2 separate regions of the Homo sapiens genome follow, and region 1 is linked to region 2. A link is a loop called in an ENCODE intact Hi-C map of the cell type or tissue named here. Cell type or tissue: mammary epithelial cell. All regions are shown on one strand.

Evidence for each region. A loop is a pair of places that touch in the nucleus more often than their neighbours do. Peaks named below come from ENCODE experiments on the same cell type or tissue, not always from the same donor. Only the 100,000 strongest peaks of a DNase experiment are listed, where the experiment ranks them.
Region 1: a loop joins it to region 2, with 7 times the contacts of the local background. A loop is called at or near these places in 7 of 110 quality-filtered maps.

What each region holds. Positions count from the first base shown.
Region 1 is chr2:223,757,754-223,765,753 of GRCh38, reverse strand. AP1S3 (adaptor related protein complex 1 subunit sigma 3) reads left to right here. Exons shown (of 5, transcript NM_001039569.2): 4 at 404-541; 5 at 7,004-8,000. The coding sequence ends at 7,039. Among named protein-coding and RNA genes, the nearest start is that of AP1S3, 76 kb to the left of the region's middle. RefSeq lists an enhancer at 3,656-4,025 and a silencer at 4,548-4,842. In mammary epithelial cell, a CTCF peak has its summit at 4,382; DNase peaks (open chromatin) are centred at 4,713, 5,443 and 6,003; H3K27ac peaks cover 4,122 bases.
Region 2 is chr2:223,855,588-223,863,587 of GRCh38, reverse strand. It overlaps LOC124907988 (a long non-coding RNA gene), which reads left to right and starts at 6,561. Exons shown (of 2, transcript XR_007088099.1): 1 at 6,561-7,810. In mammary epithelial cell, CTCF peaks have their summits at 1,926 and 3,387; DNase peaks (open chromatin) are centred at 2,037, 2,327 and 3,377; H3K27ac peaks cover 2,343 bases.

The DNA of each region.
Region 1 (8,000 bases), 98 kb after region 2:
TTAGTTTCTGAGAGAGTTCTAAAGCTAGAAGCCAAGATTTACAGAGCAGAGAGCAGGAGAAACAAAGCTCTGCCCTCCTTCCTGGAATGCAGCTGGGGCTCAGTTTTCTTGGTGCAGATAGGAAGAGGAGCCGAGTGGCCTCATTCCCTTACTGAGCCTCAAATTTCCTGTTGTAACACAAAACATTATTATCTAAGGATGTGCTTTGCTTTAATAGAATGTAGCATTCCATTTATTAAAGGCCTGACATTCCCTGTTCTTTTTTTCTGTCCTTAAAATGCCATCTGATATTTTTATTTTTGGTACGCCACATGAGTGCAAACTGAAAAAGCTCGAGATTCGGGCAGATGTTTCCCCTGATACAACTGCAAGTTTATCAAAACGTTTGTTTTTGTCCCACCAGGTCTGTGAGCTGGATATTATCTTTAATTTTGAAAAGGCTTATTTCATCCTGGACGAGTTTATAATAGGTGGGGAAATTCAGGAAACATCCAAGAAAATTGCTGTCAAAGCCATTGAAGACTCTGATATGTTACAGGAGGTCAGTACGGTTTCCCAAACCATGGGAGAAAGATGATGATGATGATGATGATGGTGTTAATAATTATAATATTAACCAGACTTACTGAGTACTTACTCTGTGCTGGGTACAGTTTCTAAACTATTTATATGTATTAGCTTATTTAATCCTCACAACAACTCGAAAAAGTAGGTGGTATTGTTACTCCCACTTTACAGATGAGTAAACTGAGACACCAAGAGGTTAAATGACCTGCTCAATTTCACACAGGAAGTGTGGAATTCCTCTATTCCACTAGGAAGTGTGGCATAGAGATTTGAACCCAGGCAATTGGGCTTTAGAGTCTTTGCTCTTCACATTTGGATGAGCTTTGGAGTGCAAGAGTCCTTCACTGCCAAAAAGGTATCAAATACTTAGTGCTATTCTTTTCAAGAATAATTTTATGAGATGTATAAAAAGACTTTCATTAAAATACCTATGCTTCCCTGGGAAAGGAGAATAGCAGTACATTGTTATTTTGTTTGCCAGAGATATTAAAGCTTTATTATTGAGCATGGCATTTATCATTTTAATTAAAATTTCTTACACCTTTTGGGAAGGCTGTATGTGTGCTCCTGCTTGCATAAAGAAATTGGGAACACTGTGGTTTGCTTGCCAAGGTATAAATGGGCCCAGAAGCATCCATTTTGTACTGCCCTGGACTCTGGGATTTCTATATAAAATAAAGTGGGAATGTTCTTTTAGAAGCCGCACAGATTTGCATCATACCTCCTCAGGGAACTTACCTACATCAGCCCCTCCATTCCTCCCAGGACACTGTGAGAAAGAGCACTTCACCCCACTGACCTCTGCCCTCCCAAATGAGATGCTCTGAGGGGCTGGGTTCCATCCCAGACCTGCCACCCCTAGATTCTTCTTCCCACAGCCTCAGTGGGTCTTCCCATCTTCCTATTTTCAAATAAGTAGGTCAAGAGGATCCAGAGCATTGTAAAGCACCTTTTTAAAATCAGCATTTGGCCGGATGCGGTGGCTCACTCCTGTAATCCCAGCACTTTGGGAGGCCGAGGCAGGCAGATCACTTGAGGCTAGGAGTTCAAGACCAGCCTGGCCAATGTGGTGAAACCCCATCTCTACTAACAACACAAAAATTAGCCGGGCATGGGGATGTGTGCCTGTAATCCCAGCTACTTGGGAGGCTGAGGCAGTAGAACCACTGGAACCCGGGAGGCGGAGGTTGCAGTGAGCTGAGATAGCACCACAGCACCACCTGGGTGACAGAGCGAGACTCCATCTCAAAATAAATAAATAAATAAATAAGTAAAACTGGCATTAAAGCTACTTTTTTCCTGCTATTTGGAAGAGGGTGATTAAATTAACAAAACACCATTAGGTGTGAATTCCCAGCAACTGTTTTGGTGCATCTTTAGGCTGATTACTTGCTCCTGCCCAGCCAGAGCATCAGTCCTCTGGTGAATGGATGTGGAGGAAAACATCTATTTGAGTGGGTGCCGTAAGCAGCTGCGTGTGCCTATTAGAAGGCCAATGCATTCATTACCAGAGGTGTCTGACCTCAAAAAGTGCATCTAAACTCTCTGATGTTGATTTGGCTGTCTCCAAATGCCACAGGGAGGAAAACTTTACAAGGTATTTGAGAAATCAGTGGTTTGGAAATTTCACAAAACAGTGTTTCATAAAATACTCTGGGAGTTGGGGGCAGGTGGAGGGGGTGGAGGTTTTTTTTTAACTTCAGGACCTCAGGGTCCTGACTGTGGAGTCTCCTTACAGGAGAAACAGAGTTTTTAACGGAGTCTTTGGCACTTCAGTAATTAAAGCTGAATTGGGGGCCAAGACACACCTGGGTTAATTTGAAATCCTCTCAAATTAGGAAATGTTTTAAAAAGGTTGTCATAAATCTGGTGTTGCTGGTTCCATTTAAATCTAGGAAGTAAGTGTTTCAAGAGTGAGCTCTTTCACAATTAAATGCTAATTGGTGAATGAGTGGAGGGGCTTGATGGGTAGGTCTCAGGGGACCTTGCATTTAGCCCTGGTGTCCCTATGGTGAGCAGGCAATGTCATGGCCACCCTCTCAGTCTCTTCTGTTGCGCTAACAACACTTGCCAAATACAGAGAGTGTTATTAGTGTTCTCTTGGGCTCTGGTATTCAGTGAAGTCAGTAAATATTCTGGGGAGCTTGTTGAAGAATTGACTTTGCATATCTTGCCTGCTTAAGAGGTTTCAACTGGATAGGAGCCAGTAGTATACTTGCATAAAGGAAAATAATTACTGCTTTTTTTTTTTTCCTGTCCTTTGGACCCAATCATATATTTGTAGTTACTGAAGGTTAAGGGAGGCCTTTGTGACATTGCTTTAGCTGTGAGAACAGCTGTCAATCTTCAGTAGCCCCTAAGACTTTTCTCTAGCTCCTACTTAATAACAGTTTCTTAGAATAATAACTTTTAAAAAGCTACACCTGCCTGCGGATTTAGTAAGAAGACATAGCCTCAAATCTCCAAATGCTCAAAGCTTATTCTGAGCGTGTGGTGGCTAGATGTTGATAAGAGGAAAAGAAAGGAACTGTTTACTTGGTTGGGAATACTTATTTGGGGGTAACAACAATGTGGACAATGGCACAAAGTTATTAGAAGGAAAATTAAACCCTCTGTCTGGGCGTGGTGGCTCACGTCTGTAAGCCCAACACTTTGGGAGGCCGAGGTGGGCGGATCACTTGAGGCCACGAGTTCGAGGCCAGCCTAGCCAACATGGCAAAATCCCATCCCTACTAAAAATACAAAAATTAGCCAGGTGTGGTGGTACACATCTGTAACCCCAGCTACTTGGGAGGCTGAGGCAGGAGATTTGCTTGAACCCAGAAGGCAGAGATTGCAGTGAGCCGAGATTCCACCACTGCACTCCAGCCTGGGTGACAGAGCAAGACTCCATCTCAAAAAAAAAAAAAAAAAAAAAATTGCTGGGCACAATGGCTCATGCCTATAATCCCAGCACTTTGGGCCGAGGCAGGTGGATCACGAGGTCAGGTGTTCAAGACCAGCCTGGCCAAGATGGTGAAACTCCGTCTCTACTAAAAATACAAAAATTAGCCAGGTGCAGTGGTGGGCTCCTGTAATCCCAGCTACTCAGGAGGCTGAGGCAGGAGAATCGCTTGAACCCAGGGGGCGGAGGTTGCAGTGAGCCGAGATCATGCCACTGCACTCTAGCCTGGGCGGCAGAGTGAGACTCTGTCTCAAAAAAGAAAAGAAAATGAAACTCTCAAAGGCGATAGTGGTCATTAACCACAGGACTTGCAATAGGTAGGAGCGACAAACAGTAGATATTTTACCCCAACTAACAGCCTGCCAAGAAGGGAGGCTCAAGGCCAGATGCGATGGCTCATGCCTGTATTCCCAGCACTTTGGGAGTCCCAGGCAGGAAGACTGCTTAAGTCAAGAGTTTGAGATCAGCCTAGGCAACATAGTGAGAACCTTGTCTCTACAGAAAAATGATAAAATTAGCCAGGTGTGGTGGTGTGCACCTGTAATCCCAGCTACTCAGAAGGCTGATGCGGAAGGACCGCTTGAGCCCAGGAGTTTTGAGACCAGCCTAGGCAACATAGTGAGAACCTTGTCTCTACAAAAAGTAATAAAATTAGCCAGGCATGGTGGTGTACACCTGTAATTCCAGCTACTCGGAAGGCTAAGGTGAAAGGATCACTTGAGCCCGAGAGGTCAAGGCTGCAGTGAGCGGTAATCGCACCACTGCACTTCAGCCTGGGTGACAGAGTGAGACCCTGTCTCAAAAAAAAGAAGGGGAGGGTCAGATTGTATCTCATGAGCAATAGGATTCTATGTGCCCTCGTGTGGATGCAGGCGAAACTGCTAGGTGCACCCTAACACTGTCACCCTTAAAAGCGTAAACCATGTTAACAGCTAGGCCAAACCACAATGCAGTAGGAAGTCATAACATACACTGTGCTATATGCATAAGAAACACAGCAGAGCTAGATGTATCCAGAAGAGGACCCAAGATACAGACTCCAGCTCCTGTCTTGAGAAGGTAAGAGCAACTAAGGTTCTGCCAGCTCTAAAAGTCTGCCCCAAACCTTTAAAGTGGCAAGCTCAAGAAAATGCCAACTTTTACCTTATTGGTTTACATAGCTTGAGTAACCAGCCTGGCTCGGCTCAGACAGGGCAGCCAGTGTGGTGTTTAGCAGACTGAGTCATCTGGTGATGTGAGCAGTGCCAATGACTAGAGGCCACTGAACCACAAAGACAGGAAAGTGTCAACTCCAGGCCCCTCCCGAGGCTACAGGCAGGGCCTAGCAATGCTCTCATCTGGTCATGGGTTTTTGTCCACTTTGCAAAAATAAGATATTTTAACTGCAAAAAGTACGTAGCCATACAATATAATATATGATAGAGGAGTGTCAAGCAATTAATTCGTGAAAATAACATGCAACCATTTTTTATTTTGTGATATTTGTCATCTTCAAAATTCACAATCTGTGGTCGTTTCTTTTCTCATTCTAAGTACACTTTATACCTGATTTTGTATTTGTAACTTTGTATTCCCATGTAAATGGTGTAAACTCTAGATTCCATAAAACCAGCATGGCCCAATGGCCTGTATGATCCCTCTGCTAAGTTAAAAGACCCCACGGGCAGCATCTGTAGAGGGGTAGATGGGTATGGGGCTGTCTTGGCCAATGCCCACTTAGGAGGTGAGAGCTTTGTTGAGTAAATGTGGATGACTGAATACAAATGTTTTCTGGCAGAACTCTGGAATTCTAGATAGAGTTGGTGAAAACCAGTTAGAAAACCTCTTTTGAAGGTAAGGGCAGATTTCTAGCCCTAGTATCTCCTGAGCAATCTTGCTCGGCCAGTAGCCTTGGTATCTTCAGCCCATGTCAGTCAGCGTATTTCCTGGCAGGTTCACATGAATCATATACCCTGGAGTTTAAGCTTAAGAACAAGTTGAACTTGGATTGCTAAATGAGCAGATCGTGACTCAAACGAAAGAGGCAGGTGATTTTTTGTCCTCTCGAGCTTTCTTATTGATTCAACTTGGGGCCCTGGTGTGACACAAATATATATGTTTAAAGTAGGAGAGTGTGCAAGAGAAAGCCCATCTGTCTTGCATGGTATAGAACCTGGAACATCACTGTTAACTTTGAACTCTACCTGTAATTGTGAGTCTGTTCAAACATTTTTTTTTAAATGCTGAAAAAAAATATTATGGCTTTGGGGCATGTTAGCAAACTTAGTAACTGATGGACAGTATGAAAAGAATGAGATCATGTCCTTTGCAGGGACGTGGATGGAGCTGGAGGCCATCATTCTGAGCAAACTAGTGCAGGGACAGAAAACCAAATGCCACATGTTCTCACTTAAAAGTGGGAGCTAAATGATGAGAACACACGGACACATAGAAGGGAACAACACACACTGGAGCCTTTCAGAGGGTGGAGGGTGGGAGGAGGGAGAGGATCAGGAAAAATGACTCATGGGTCCTAGGCTTAATACCTGGATGATGAAATCATCTGTATAACAAATCCCCATGATACACGTTTACCTCTATAACAAACCTGCACATGTATCTCTGAACTTAAAAGTTAAAAAGAAACATAATTTGTATACTTTGGGAGGAAGCCTTTGAAAACATATGGCAGAAACTATACATTTTTTCCTGTGAACCTTGTAGAGAAGTAAAGAAATTCTTAAGAATTTTGGTCTGTTTATCTTTTTTGTCTTGACAATATGTATAATAAAGATGCTCTGCACAATATAGGTAACGATACATATGTTATACAGACGTAATTCAGAATTCTCTAATACACGTACCTGGATGTGGTCCTCCTGATCATTTTAGCAAACGTGTTTATCTTAAGTCAACAGTGATATCTTGGCAACTTTGCTTTAGCATTTCAATCTCTCTCTCTCTCTCTTTTTTTTTTTTGTTTTTGAGACGGAGTCTCACTCTGTCACCCAGGCTGGAGTGCAGTGGTGCAATCTTGGCTCACTTCAACCTCCGCCTCCCGGTTCAAGCAATTCTCCTGCCTCAGCTTCCCGAGTAGCTGGGAATACAGGTGCATGCCACCACACTCGGGTAATTTTTGTATTTTTCATCGAGATGGGGTTTTGTCATGTTGGCCAGGCTGGCCTCAGGTGATCTGCCCACCTCAGCCTCCCAAAGTGCTGGTATTACAGGCGTGAGCACCACACTGGCCAAGCATTTCTCTTATCAGACATTCACTTTATGATCAAGCTTAACTTTTTCTCAGTTGAAAGTTACTTAATTCCAGCCCCATATGGATGTGTATACAAATTATACTCAAACTTTGATTAGAATGCAAAGATTTTATATCCATGTATCCTTTTGACAACTTGTTTTCAACAATGGCAAATAAATAAAAGAATGCAGAAGATTTCACAGTCTGCGGAAGGCTGTGACTTAAAGGGAAAATTGTTCTAATTTATTGTTCGCTTTCAGACAATGGAAGAATACATGAACAAGCCTACATTTTAACTGGAAATCTACTTGAAGACTCCAGCACTACATGTTATGAAGCTGTAAATAAGCAACGCCTCCCATCCGGTTTTTTGATGGAGCCTCAGGCACCATGCCAAAAATAATTTAAAGGGATTCTTTGTTAACTAACAAAGTTAAAGTTGTTTAACATATTTATAATTACTATGTGTCTGTATTATTAAAAAAAATTATGTGTCTGTGTTATACTGTATAGGTACTTGTAGCTCTAAATGTTTAAAGTAACTACCACCTAACCCAACAGACAATATTTGTAATGTATTAACTCCATGTTATGTTTTTAAGCTGGTTTAGATACATTAGCTGCAATTTTTTTTGCATTTGACACAATATTGTAATAATCCATGATTTTGAATGTAAAGTATATATGATGTCATTAATACTTTTTCTAAATGTTTAGTTTTCTAAATTGTATAATAATTCAAAATTATGTTAATAGTGCAGAGTTTATATGTAATGCTAGACATTTTTCATACACTTAATAGTACTGTAACTGCAATTCACATACAAAATGTCTGATTTTAATGTGCTGAATTCATTTATTTTTTTTAGAATTGGGATTATGAAAATAACCAAAGAGTATAGAACTTAATAAGTGTTTTTGATGCCTTAGAAGCTGCTATCTTGACTGAGGTTTTAATTTATCTTTTAATTGAATATAAGGGACATTCCAATAAGGTTTTCTATGAACTATATATTTATTAAGGTTTATAGAGACCTAGAGATACAGCATCTATGACTTCCTTTATTATTCTAAAATAGTATGATAAGAATTAATAGCAATAATAATTATTGCTACTATTTTTTAAAATTCACGTTCCAAGCACTCTTAGATGCTGGAAATTTCATTTCAAATATGTTTTAATGTATCTCTAATGCATTTGAAGACTTATTACATGGCTTACTTAGAGCATTTAAGATTATCACAGCCTATATGGTA
Region 2 (8,000 bases):
TTTGAGTAAGTCTTGAAGCTACTTAACTTTTTTTTTTTTTTCCCCCATCAGGGCCCTTATTAGAGTTAATTTAATGAACAACAAAAAAACATGATTCGGCCGGGCGCAGTGGCTCATGCCTGTAATCCCAGCACTTTGGGAGGCTGAGGTGGGCAGATCATGAGGTCAGGAGATCGAGACCATCCTGGCTAATATGGTGAAACTCTGTCTCTACAAAACATAAAAAAATTAGCCAGGCGTGGTGGCACGCACCTCTAGTCCCAGTTACTTGGGAAGCTGAGGCAGGAGAATCTCTTAAACCCGGGAGGTGGAGGTTGCAGTGAGCCCGGCCTCCGTAAATTTCTTAAGGAAGAATGCCTGGGAGATGATTATGTTTTTAGTCTGTGATATGGTTAAGCTTTTTGTCCCCACCCAAATCTCATCTGAATTGTAATCCCTGTAATTCCCACATGTCTCGGAAGAGACCAGGTGGAGGTAATTGGATCATGAGCGTGGTTTCCCCATGCTGTTTTTGTGATAGTGAGTGAGTTCTCACGAGATCGGATGGCTTTATAAGGGGCTCTTCCTCCTCCGCTTGGCATTTCTCCTTCCTGCCACCTTGTGGAAATATCCAGCTACAAGTAGTTCTTTATAACAGTATGAAAATGGACTAATACTGGCCAGGCGCTGTGGCTCACGCCTGTAATCCCAGCACTTTGGAAGGCCAAGGCAGGTGGATCACCTGAGGTCAGGAGTTCCAGACCAGCCTGACCAACATGGAGAAACCCCTGTCTCTACTAAAAATACTAAATTAGCCAGGCATGGTGACGTGTGCCTGTAATCCCAGCTACTTGGGAGGCTGAGGCAGGAGAATCTCTTGAACCTGGGAGGCAGAGGTTGCAGTGAGCCAAGATTGTGCCATTGCACTCCAGCCTGGGCAACAAGAGTGAAACTCCGTCTCAAAAAAAGAAAAAGAAAAGAAAGAGAAAGACAATGGACTAATACAGTCTGTGTGTGTCAGAAATATTTTCCATTGCATATTAAAAAATAAATGACTAGCCAGGTATGGTGGCACATGCCTGTGATCCCAGCTACATGGGAGGCCGAGGCACAAGAATCGCTTGAATCCGGGAGGCAGAGGCTGCAGTGAGCCAAGATTGTGCCACTGCACTCTAGCCTGGACAACAGAGTGTGACAGAATCTCTCTCAAAAAATAAAATACAATAAATAAAATAAAATAAATAAAAAGGCCAGGTACGGTGGCTTATGCCTGTAATCCTAGCACTTTGGGAGGCTGAGGCAGGCGAATCACATGAGGTCGGGAGTTTGAGACCAGCCTGACCAACATGGTGAAACCCTGTCTCTACTAAAAATACAATAATTAGCCAGGCATAGTAGCAGTCACCTGTAATCTCAGCTACTTGGGAGGCTGAGGCAGGAGAATCTCCTGAACTTGGGAGGTGGAGGTTGCAGTGAGCCAAGATCGTGCCATTGCACTCCAGCTGGGTGACAAGAGCGAAACTCTGTCTCAAAAATATATATATATATATTTGCTGTCAGCCTATGATTTTAGGTTGTGTTCCTTTGAGGCCAAGCCTGTCTGGATACAAAGTTGGTCACCTTTCTTTACAAGCAGGCTGCTCTCTCCTTTTCCAAATGGCCTAGTGTTACTGCTTTTATTGTGTGAGCACCTGAGTCCAGAGAGGGCAGAGAAGGTAAAGGTGATAGAGGGGGAGAAGAATTCCCAATATACATTGTTTTTCTTTTCCAATCAAAGTACTAAATTCTTTACCTGGATTATTTTATTTAATCCTTTTAAGAACTCCTTGAAATAGGAATTTATTTTTATTCCCATTTTATAGGTGAAAAAATGGTCCTCAAATTCTACTTTTTCCCTTTCCCAAACACATCCTTTTATTGCCTGCCCAGCAATTCTGAGCTCCCAGAGGTGGCCAAAAGGAGGGGCTAAGGAACATGTTCATGACAGCCTAGGGTAGAAAGAGCTTGGACTTTGGCCTCAGACTTATCTTGGTTTGAATTCCAGTGTTGCTACTCACTAGTCATGTTAACACTTGCAAGTTATGCAAACATTGTGGACATTCACTGGTTTTATTTTCTGTAAAATCAAAACCAGTGTGCAATAATATAATGTATGTAAAGATTAAGACATGTAAAGTAGCTAGTCTAGTATCCACGGTGGATAATAAATATGGGTTTCTTTCTGCTTCCTTCTTTCAACTGGAGATAATGGGGATGAACTGGAGCTTGAAGCTGCCCTGTGGAAGGAGATGGAGGAGAAGGAGCCTTTGTGGGAAGTGACCGGGAAGGCAAAGCTCACCCCGCAGTGGCAAGTTGCCATATGTAGACTGGTTGTTGCATCCTGAGTTCCTGGTTTGTGGCCTAAAAAGAATGTAGGGTGAGGCTGGGCACAGTGGCTCACACCAGTACTCCCAACATTTTGGGAGGCTGAGGTGGTAGGATTGCTTGAGTCCAGGAGTTTGAGACCAGCGTGTGCAACATAACGAGATGTCATCTCTACAAAAAATACAAAAATTAGCCTGGTGTAATGGTGCATGCCTATAGTTCCACCTTCTCAGGAGGCTGAGGCAGGAGGATCACTTGAGCCTGGGAGACTGAGGCTGCAGTGAGCAAGATCAAGCCACTGCACTCCAGCCTGGGCAATGAAGTGAGACCCTGTCTCAAAAAAGAAAAGAAAAGAATGTAAGGTGTTTTTACAAAAGGCTAGTACTGGGTGGTGCCAGTCAGTTATCTGACCCAGCCCTTAGAATACTTGTTACCCCCTAGTTTCCTGGAAGAAGGAACTATAAAGACTGAATGAGCAGGGTTGGAGGTGTGGATGAGGCCCCACTCTCCAAGGGTGGCCAGGATGGCTCAGCATGGGGGACACCCTCCAATGGAGCTGCGGGCCTGAGAATCAAGGTCCAGAAAGGAAGAGTATCTGGAACCCAGGAACATTCCTCAGGGGGATCTTTTTTTTTTTCTTTTTTTGAGATGGAGTCTCACTCTGTCGCCCAGGCTGGAGTGCAGTGGTGTGATCTTGGCTCGCTTCAACCTCCGCCTCCCAGGTTCAAGCGATTTTCCTGCCTCAGCCTCCCGAGTAGCTGGGACTACAGGTATTTTGTATTTTTAGTAGAGGCGGGGCGGAGTGAGACTCTGTCTCAAAAAAAAAAAAAAAAAATAGAAATGTTTGGAAAGGCATCAACAAAATATACTTACAGAATGAATTAATGAAGTTTCTAAGAACTTCATTCATAACCCTGGTTCATAAAGAACATTTTCCCACATAATGCCTTCTATTTTCTCTAGGTCAGAGGGTGGGGAAAGGCTCTTACTGGTAGCTATTACTCAAAATGAACACAGGAGGTCTCCACTGCCATGCCTTGGCCTAAAATGGCCTTGGTTTTCCTTGGAAGTCATCTGCATCTGCCTCTCGTAAGACTATTAACTTAGTACTTAAGGTCCAGAACAAAAATAGAAAATGTTTATGTGGGCCGGGCGTGGTGGCTCACACCTGTAATCCCAGCACTTTGGGAGGCTGAGGCGGGCGAGTCACATGAGGTTGGGAGTTTGAGACCAGCCTGACCAACATGGTGAAACCCCGTCTCTACTAAATATACAAAATTAGCCGGACGTGGTGGTGCTTGCCTGTAATCCCAGCTATTTGGGAGGCTGAGGCAGGAGATTGCTTGAACCCGGGAAGGGGAGGTTGCGGTGAGCCGAGATCGCGCCATTGTACTCCAGCCTGAGCAACAAGAGTGAAACTCCGTCTCAGGAAAAAAAGAAAACATTTATGTGGTGCTCTGGGAGATTCATTTTGACCAGATATCCAACTCTGAGCATTCAGACTCTCATTTTGCCTGAAAGTGTAGATTTTATGCCAGAGAACCATCTAGTCAAATGTTCAATGAAGACTAAATGGGAGAAATGGAAAATGTAAGACATTCCCAGCCACCTCCCAAGGAAAATGATTTCCTGTGTTGCACAGGGAGGCTCGGGTAAGCAAGCACCCCACTGCCATGGCCTGGGAGGGGGGACATCATTTGAGAAAGGATTCAAAGAGAAAAGAATGAGACTGGGCGTGGTGGCTTATGCCTGTAATCCCCGCACTTGGAGAGGCTGAGGCAGGAAGATCACTTGAGCCCAGGAATTTGAGACCAGCCTGGACAACATGGTGAGGCTCTGTCTTTACAAAAAATAGAAAACTTAGCTGGGCATGGTGGTGTACGCCTGTGGTTTCAGCTACTTGGGGGGCTGAGTTAGGAGGACCCTTTCAGTGCAGGAAGTTGAGGCTGCGGTGAGCTATATAATTGCACCACTGCACTCCAGTCTAGGTGACAGAGTGAGAACCTGTCTCAAAAGAGGGAGAGAGAGAGAGGAAGGAACAGGGTCCTGTTCACGAGTTCTTTATTGATGAGGACTAATGAGGTTTGGGTGCCATTCTGCACAATAAGCTAAAAGAAAGAGGTTGTTTTCTAATAAAATTCCATCTCTGTATCAGCCCAGCAGGCCTGCCTCCCCTGGATCTCCTCTCACCTGCTCCTGCCTCCATTCAGTCTCAGGCACTCTCTGTCTCTCCCACACCCTTCACCTGGCTGGTCTCCTTTCAGGCTTCAGGTTAAAGGTTTCTTCCTCAGAGAGTCTCTCCCAGAATTCCCCCATCTCAGTAGATTTCCCCATTATTCTCTATCACTGGCCCCTGGTTTTATCCATCAGAGAACTTTTATTATTTTTATTTTATTTTATTTCATTTTATTTTTTGAGACGGAGTCTTGCTCTTGTCGCCCAGCCTAGAGTGCAATGGTGCGATCTCGGCTCACTGCAACCTCCGCCTCCCCGCAAACTTCACCTCCTGGGTTCAAGCAATTCTCCTGCCTCAGCCTCCTGAATAGTTGGGATTACAGGTGCATGCCACCACGCCCGGTTAAGTTTTGTATAAACTCAGCTAGGGCAGGAGTACCATCTGTTTCATTCACTGGTGCATACTGTTAAAGGGAAAACTTCAGCTGAATTAAATTTAAAGAAGCTTAATTGAGCAATGAACGATTTGCGAATCGGGCAGACCCCAGAATCACAGCGGATTCACAGAGACTCCAGGGATGCCTCATGGTCAGAACAAATTTATAGACAAAAAAGGGAAGCAATGAACAGAAATCAGCAGTGAGGTACAGAAACAGCTGGATTGGTTACAGGTTGGCATTTGCCTTATTTGAACACAGCTCGAATACTCAGCAGTCTATGCGTGGTTGAAGAATGGCCACTGGGATTGACTCAGGTGTTGTTACAGGTGCATGCTCCCAAGTGAGGTTTTCAATCTTGCCTGCCTATTAAGCCAGGTTACAGTTTATCTACAAGGATTCAAATATAGAAGTATGGAGTCCTTCTCAGGCCGTCTTTAGTTTGCTTTAACAATGTGTACCTAGCACAGCACCTAGCACATAGTAGGTACTTAATGTAGAATGGCTGAATCGAGCTTAATAAGGAAATAACTAATGGTGGGTGAATGAGGTGCTTGTGAATAAGGAAAGTGGCACGAGGAGCCTCTAATCATTTAATAATTATTAATAAATTAATAGACAATTAATGCAATTCCCCAGTCATTTATTAAATGTTATGTTAAAAAGTGAGTTATGTTATCTGCTTTAAATCTGGTATTCTCTACCTAGACAGCCTTCAAGGCTTCACTTGTGATGGGGGAACTGGGTATGAAGCAAGTCATTGGGAGTTTGGGGCTGAAGAGAACAGAAAAATAATTCACTCTGAAGCCTGTGGAATGTGTTTCTCATGGGCAGAGAGAGAGAGTCGGAACTCTAACGCCTCTACTGGTCTTGGGGCAGATGTGGTCCAAGTAAGTTCTTTGTGTTTGCCTAGGACAGTGGTTCACAAATTTTGGTATCAACAAGAACAGTTAACTTTTATTTATTTATTTATAATAGATGGGCTATGCACCCTGAAGGAGGAGAGAGGAGATTGAAAGTTCAGGAATACAACAAGATGAAAACAAAATTTTTGTTTTGAGACAGGGTCTCATGGCTGGGTGTGGTAGCTCACACCTGTAATCCCAGCACTTTGGGAGGCCGAGGCAAGTGGATCACAAGGTCAGGAGATCGAGACCATCCTGGCCAACATGGTGAAATCCCATCTCAACTAAAATACAAAAAATTAGCCGGGCATGGTGGTGCACGCCTGTAGTCCCAGCTACTCAGGAGGCTGAGGCAGGGGAATCGCTTGAACCCAGGAGGTGGAGATTGCAGTGAGCCGAGACCACGCCACTGCACTCCAGCCTGGCAACAGAGTGAGACTCCGTCTCAAAAACAAAACAAAACAAAACAAAAAACAGACAAGGTCTCACTCTGTTGCCCAGGCTGGAGCACAGTGGCTTTATCTTGGCTCACTGCAGCCTCAACCTCCCGGGCTCAAGTGATCCTCTCACCTCAGCCTCCCGAGTAGCTGGGACTGCAGGCATGCGCCACCATGCCGAGCTAATTTTTTTTAACTTTTATTTTTAGTAGAGATGGGGTTTTGTCATGTTGTGCAGGCTGGTCTTGAACTCTTGAGCTCAAGCAATCCACCCACTTCAGCTGTCCAAAGTGCTGGGATTACAGGCATGAGCCACTGTGCCTGGCTAGAACAGTGAACTTTTATCAAGCATTTACTAGGTACCAGGCATCATGCTAAACACTTTTCAGGTAATTATTGTGGTTAATTCTCACAAGAAAACTATGAGTTGGGTACTAATATTATTTCCACTTACTGATGAGGAAACTGAAGCACGGAGAGGTGCTGTAATTAGTCCAAGCTTGCTGTGGTTTTAGCGCGTTGCTTCAGTGACTCTCTGCACACCAAGCCTGGGGCCACTTCTCTGGATGAAGTTTCCATGGCTTCCCTGAGGCCTCAGCAGGACTTGGCCCATGGTTGTTTGAGTTCTGTCTTTGAATCCGTGGAACCTTGGCCCACATCCAGGGTGGCAACTCCATACCTCAGGCTGGATGAAGAGAACGTGGTGTGCAGGACAGGGGGCACTCTTCAGAATTTTGCCCACAAACATCCAAGGTTTGGGTAGAATAAATGTAGCTAAATGAGTGGAGAATGAAGGACAGGCATAAAGGAAAACTCTAAGTCCAGATACAAACTGGAGGCTGCAAGAATAAGGGCAGTGGAAAGACCATGGGCTTGAGAGCCAAGATAACCCAAATTTGAATGCCAGTGCTTTGCTAGTGAGATGATCTTAACAAGTTACTTACTCATTCTGAGTCTGTTTTCCTTTCTGATAAAAGAGGGATAATAACCTACACAGAGGACCTGGAACTATCTCAGTGCTTTCTAAAATATGTTAGGAAAGAGGAAACAAGTGTCAAGGACAAGAATGTGTTTTAAGAAAAAAGATAAAAGGAGGATGAGTTTGCAGAGAAAACCTCCGTGCTGAAAGAATTCCTGGCAATTGATTGCTTCACCCACGCCTAACAACTCTAGGTCAAAGGGGCAGAATGTTTGACTTAAAGGTAAGATGACCAGCCAGGACCTATTACCAATTTAACACTGTTTTTAGACCCACATCAGAAAAAGCCAACATGTAACTACATTCTTAAGGTGGCATAATATCATAAGGACAGAAATTAGAAAGTAAAGTACTTGATTGCCTAATTTTTTTTTTTACTATTATTTTTTAAACAGAGATGGGGTCTTGCCAGGTCTTGGCCAGGCTGGTCTTGAACTCCCGGACTCAAGCAACTCTCCTGACTTGGCCTCCCAAAGTGTTGGAATTACAGGCATGAGCCACTGCAGTAGCCCTGATTGTTTTAAATAGAAGAAGGTAAAGTATTTTCTCACATAAATTTCTGAATGTGGGAGGCAGCCTACTGACATTGCTTCACGTAACAATCTCCACTTTACAGATCCACCAAATACCAGTATGCTTTTATATTCCTTACCCTGCAGAATCCTATGCATGTGACCGCACAGAGCCTGCTTCTGTGTGCGATGACTGTTCTGCTTGTTTGTTG